Regions from separate parts of the Homo sapiens genome. Here region 1 is linked to region 2. Evidence: read pairs that join two places in POLR2A ChIA-PET (ENCODE). Cell type or tissue: OCI-LY7. All regions are shown on one strand. Each heading gives the region's core, and the rest is flanking DNA. Links, peaks and the distances in the headings are about the cores only. Region 1 overlaps RAPGEF5 (Rap guanine nucleotide exchange factor 5). Region 2 overlaps STEAP1B (STEAP family member 1B).

Region 1 (2,927 bases), core at 309-2,808, 290 kb before region 2:
GACTCCGTCTCAAAAAATAAATAAATAAGTAAACAAATAAATAAATAATAGTAATAATATAGGTTGGGTGTGGTGGCTCAGGCTGTAAATCCCAACACTTTGGGAGGCTGAGTAGGGAGAACTGCTTGAGCTGAGTACGAGACCAGCCTGGGCAACAAAGCAAGACTCTATCTCTACTAAAAAGAAAAAATTAGCTGAGTGTGGTAGTGCATGCCTTTAGTCCCAGATAGTCAGGAGGGTGAAGTGCAAGGATCTCTCAAGCTCAAGAGTTTGAGGTTGCAGTGAACTATGACTGCGTCACTGCACTGCAGCCTGGGTAGCAGAGCAAGACCCTGTCTCAACACACACACACACACACACACACACACACACACACACACACACAATTCCACATAATCATTTGGGAGAAAAAAGTCAATTGAATTAAATTAAGCAGTTGCTTTGCAAACAACATGAGTTTAAAGAGTTGGTTAGACTCGTTTTTAACTGGATGCCTAAATGACAACTGAATGTTGAATTCAAAGTAGTTTCCTTCATGAAAGGCTGAGTCTATTTAGGCAGTTGCCTACTCTGAACTAGAACTCTTCCTTGCTAGAATTCCATTGTATTCCTTCTCTGTCCTAACCTGCAGACTTAATATGATTTTGGTGGCCAAAGGAATCCAACTGTCTTACTAATCATCTCTCCAGATAATCATCTGTGTTGAAAAGATATTGAAGCCTATTAATTAGAAAAAATAAATCAGTTTGTCTCACTCTAAATGTAAAACTAGATTATATCTATTTTACAAATTATTGCTTAAAATTCTCAAAGTATACCATGTCTGACAAATGTTTCAAAGAACATACATTGTCAATATAGTTTTTAAATGATAAATAATGTTTTATGCAAATATTACATATAGAGGACTGGTTACTTTAAACTTATAATGAATATCAACATATTAAGCTATATCAAATTTTGAATGTTTTGATTTACCTTCCTTAATTATTTCATTAGCAATCAAAATTTCCATGACTTTTTAGATAGAGAATATCAAGCTTCAGAAGTCAAAATAAACTTAAATATTCTCTGAATCACAACTTGACTATCACAAGAAAGCTGAATGACTGTTACCTACAAATGAGATTTTTAAAATGCATAACTAAAAATAGAATCAGTTATTTGGCATCAAAGAATATCTGGAAATGTTTGATTACCTTTAAAAACATTTTTGAATGTTCATCTTCAGGTAACCAGTCTTTGTACAGAGCAATCCACTGGGAAACAAGATGCAAGACTTTACGTTTCCTACGCGGAACGTCTGAGTTTTCCTCTTTGCCTTGATACTTCTTAGCAGAATAGGTGCAAATGGTTAAGAAAAAATTATATTGTTGAAAATTTTAAAATATGAAGACATCCATTTACTCTTATTTTTACAAAATATGTGAAGGCATACAAGTGTATAAACATGCAGGAAGAATAGAATATGCGTAGGGAGAGCAAAAGGTGTGCACTGAGAAGAGCAAAAGTAAACTGAGGAAAATGACTGAAGTATACTCGGTAGGCAGCCAGGAAGTGAAGGGTTGGACCATTTCACTGACAGCTGCTGACATGGTTTCATAGGCAACATGCAGTTAATGCCAGCCCAAGGAGATACTAGGTGGTCCATTAATTTCAACAGTGACTCTAAGAAGAGAGCTAGCCTCACTACACAGGTGAATACTATTTCAATACATTTTAGGTCAGAATGAGGCCAGATGCTGTCTAGTCCTCAGAAATTCACATTCTGTAAAACCAGGTGCTTCTAAAGTAGTTCCAAATGAGTATAGATTTCTGCAACAGAATTTGTAACATGATTCAAATGCCCACTCCTAGGAACTTACTTGAAAACATTGGATACATGTGTGAACACAGAGGTAAAAGGGACTGCTAATTTTCATTTTAAAATAAAATGAAAATTATTTCATTTTAAAATAAAATGAAAATTATTTCATTTTAAAATAAAATGAAAATTATTTCATTTTAAAATAAAATGAAAATTATTTCATTTTAAAATAAAATGAAAATTATTTCATTTAAAATAAAAAAAGGAAATAACCTAAATGCCTCAGCAACTGAGAACAGTTGACTAAGTTATTATATATGCATTTAACGGACTATTCAGCAGCCAGAAAAATGATGGCCCAGCAGTACATTTACTGACAGAGAATATGCACAATGTATTGTTGAGTAGAAAAGCAAGTAAGAAAAGAATATGTTAGGACGATCTACTTCTGTTAACAATGTTTATTTATATGATTAATGTCACTATCTGGAGGGATATATACTGAATAGTTAACAGTGGTTTCTCAAGGTAATGAGATTTTAGAGCATATGAATTATTTTTATTGTACTTATTAGCATTTCCTAATTTATACACGATGACCATATGTAAATTATGCTGTTAAAATTACATAAAAATAACAACCTCAAAGGCAAAGTGTTTAAATGACTAGGAATGCAACAGCAGCTTGGCATATTCTAAACCAATCTATTCTTGTTGTCTCCAAAATGATAAGCTGAGTGTCTTGGACACATTAAAAAGATGACTAGGAATAGGGAATGCTATGACATCAAACACTTGAGGGTTGTTGGACAGCATTATATATTCTTTAACACTAATATACAATTGCAAAATTGGAATAAACTTTATTTCAGGCTTTGCTAATATTTTAAAATATAATTTAGTCAATGTCTCCCCATCCTGCAAAAATACATTAAGACCATCTTTGATTTCCACCTGTGAAATAAACTCAGGCAAACACAAAAAAAATCTGTTTCTATTTCTTTTAGTTTTTCTCTTGAAAGGCAAAATATAATAACAATTTATCTAGGCCAACCATGGTGGCTGATGCCTATAATCCCAGCGCTTTGGGAGGCTGAGGCAGGAGGATTGCTTGAGCCCA
Region 2 (2,927 bases), core at 301-2,800:
TCCATATAAATTTTAGTTTATTTCTATTTCTGTGAAGAATGTCATTGGTATTTTGATAGAGATTAAATTAAATCTGTACACTGCTTTGGGTAGTATGGACATTTTAACAATATTGATTATTCCTATCCATGAACATTGAATATTTTTCTATTTTGGGGTGTCCTCCTCAATTTCTTTCATCAGTGTTTTACAGTTTTCATTATAAAGATCTTTCACTTCTTTGGTTAATTCCTAGATATTTAATTTTGTGACTACTGAAAATGGGGGCCCGGCACAGTGGCTCATGCTTGCAATCCCAGCACTTTGGGAGGCCAAGGTAGGCAGATCACCTGAGGTCAGGAGTTCAAGACCAGCCTGGCTAACATGGTGAAACCTTGTCTCCACTACAAATGCAAAAAAATTAGCCAGGTGTGGTGGCACATACCTGTAATCCCAGCTACTCAGGAGGCTGAGGCACAAGAATTGTTTAAACCCAGGAGGCAGAGATTGCAGTGAGCTGAGATTGCGTCACTGTACTCCAGCATGGGCGACAGAGATTCTGTCTCAAAAAAAAAAAAGAAAAGAAAATTACTTTTTCAGATTGTTCATTGTTGGCATTTTGTATGTTGATTTTGTATCCTACAGCTTTACTGAATTTATCAGTTTTAATAGTTTTTTTTTTGTGAAGTCTTTAGGTTTTTCCAAATAAAAGATCACATCATCTGCAAACAAGGATAGTTTGACTTTTGTCTTTCCAATTTGGATGCCCTTTCTTTATCCGATTGCTCTAGCTAGGACTTCCAGTATGACGTTGAATAACAGTGATGAAAGTGGGCATCCTTGTCATGTTCCAGATCTTAGAGAAAAGGTTTTGTTTTTCCCCATTTAATATAATATAGCTGTTGGTCTGTCACGTGGCTTTTTTTATGTTGAGGTATATTTTATCTCCAGTATTTTGAGGACTTTTATCGTGAAGGCATGTTGAATTTTATCAAATAATTTTTCAGCATCAATTGAAATGATATGGTTTTTATCCTTCATTCTGTTGATGTATCATATTGATTGATTTGTGTATGTTGAACAATCCTTGCATCCCAGGGATAAATCCCACTTGGTCATGACAAATGATTTTTCTAATATATTGTTGAATTTGGTTTGCTATTATTTTGTTGAGGATTTTTGCAGCAATATTCATAGGTATTGGCCTGTAGTGTTTTGTGGTTTTTTAAAAATGTATCTTTGTCTGGTTTTAGTATCAGAGTAATACTGGCCTCTTAGAACGAGTTTGGAAGTACACTCCTTCTCTATTTTTTGCATTAGTTTGAGTAGGATTGGTATTAGTGGTTCTTTAAATGTTTGGTAGAATTCAGCAGTGAAGCCATTGGGTCCCAGGCTTTTCTTCACTGGGATTCATTAGTAATTTAAACAGGGGAAATCCAGTATAAAGAACTGATAACCAGACAAAGGATGATTAACTCCTAAAAAGCATAAAGGAAAAGTTTAAGATATAATTGAGGTAGAAATTACAGAAGGCTGCTACCACCCTTGACTGAGGGAAAGGTAAGTAAGGAAAGACTCTGGAAGCGAGGGCGTGGCTACTGCAGGAAAGAAGAAACAGGCTGCCAGAGGGTGCTCGTCACAGCACCCTGAGAACTGTCACCACTGAAATGAACGCTCCTGAGACCCTCCACACTCCAATTTGCTCATATTTGTGTGAGAAACGGAAAGAAAGTGACCCCTCCCTTCCTTTCAGCTTTGCAGGCTCCCTGCAGCGCCCTCTATTGGCAGACAATCCCCCCCCTCCCCGCGCCATACACCAAACCCAAACCCGCCGGTCAAAGAAGAGCCGGTAATGCGGTAATGTGCAGATTCTAGCTTCAGGATCACAAAGCAAGACAAAAAGGACGGTTTGGAGCTGCAAGGCAATAAATTAACAACTGGAACAAACGTCAAGAGAAAAGTACAGTTAAAGGATTACAGAGAAAGGATAAATGACTTTTACTCTCTCCTCTCCCCAAATCAATAGATTGATAGGCTGGGTCCTGAGCGAACTCCTTCAGTCTCGGGGTAAAAACTGCAGAGTAAGCAGGAACTACATGGTTCCCTTGCAGTGATGCCCAGGGCTGAGAATCTTACCCCAAGCTCGAGAAATCTTCACTTTTCTATGCAAGCACAGGGAGCCCGTTTTCTCACGTGTTCAGGAAGAACAACCAGGATTTCTAAGGTGAGAATTATTTGTCTTCCTGGCAGTTGCTAATCCCAATACCAGTCCCTGGAGATTGCTTTTTTGCTGAGCTTTTTCTCCTTTGAATCCTGCCCAAGAAGAGTAGGAAGGCAGGGAACAGGGGATAAACTATTTTGATTTCTCATATTTCTGCTCTGTTTTGAAGTGAAACAATTTCATACAGCCCCCAGATTGGCACATGTTCCCCCTTCCACCAACTCCCCTGCAGTCTTTCTCACTGCAGTCAGGAAGACATTATTTTAAAAAATTCGTGTCAGTGCCAACCAACTGCGACAGGATTTTATTTCAAAAATCATTCTGTTGGCTTTCCTCGTATGAAACTCTCTGCCATAGTCTATAAAACACTCCATTACCCATCTCAACCATCTTTAGAAAGAAGCCTTCTGAAAGGTCTCATGATGTGCAGAAAGTACACTGGCTTAGGGTAGAAGGCTGAGGCATTTCCATTTCCAGCACCAACTGTGCTATGTGCATGAGAAAAATCACTCAGTTTCTTACTGCCTCCCTCAGCATTTCCCCCTGAACTCTACAGAGACCCCTTTGCAGTCATTGGCCTCAGGGAGGTTGTAAAGTACCATATTCATGTCGTTGAGATGGAAAGGACCAAGGGAATCTGTTAGGGCAGCTCTAGTCTACACAGCTCTGTACCTGAAGCTCTTTTCTGTGACTTTTAATTTATGTTACTTTCTGAAGTTTTAGTTCT

What was found. ChIA-PET counts read pairs that join two places held together with the same protein. Peaks named below come from ENCODE experiments on the same cell type or tissue, not always from the same donor. Only the 100,000 strongest peaks of a DNase experiment are listed, where the experiment ranks them.
Region 1: POLR2A ChIA-PET joins it to region 2 with 21 read pairs; 2 of 35 experiments call an interaction of 5 or more read pairs at or near these places.

The regions. Positions count from the first base shown.
Region 1 is chr7:22,161,198-22,164,124 of GRCh38, forward strand. It overlaps RAPGEF5 (Rap guanine nucleotide exchange factor 5), which reads right to left. Exons shown (of 26, transcript NM_012294.5): 13 at 1,200-1,344. Among named protein-coding and RNA genes, the nearest start is that of RAPGEF5, 190 kb to the right of the region's middle. In OCI-LY7, for the core only: no CTCF peak of the experiment used is centred there; no DNase peak of the experiment used is centred there.
Region 2 is chr7:22,450,648-22,453,574 of GRCh38, forward strand. The region is part of intron 4 of STEAP1B (STEAP family member 1B); the gene reads right to left. Among named protein-coding and RNA genes, the nearest start is that of STEAP1B, 48 kb to the right of the region's middle. In OCI-LY7, for the core only: CTCF peaks have their summits at 1,764 (motif pointing left) and 2,727; DNase peaks (open chromatin) are centred at 1,754 and 2,704; H3K4me3 peaks cover 1,300 bases; H3K27ac peaks cover 1,710 bases.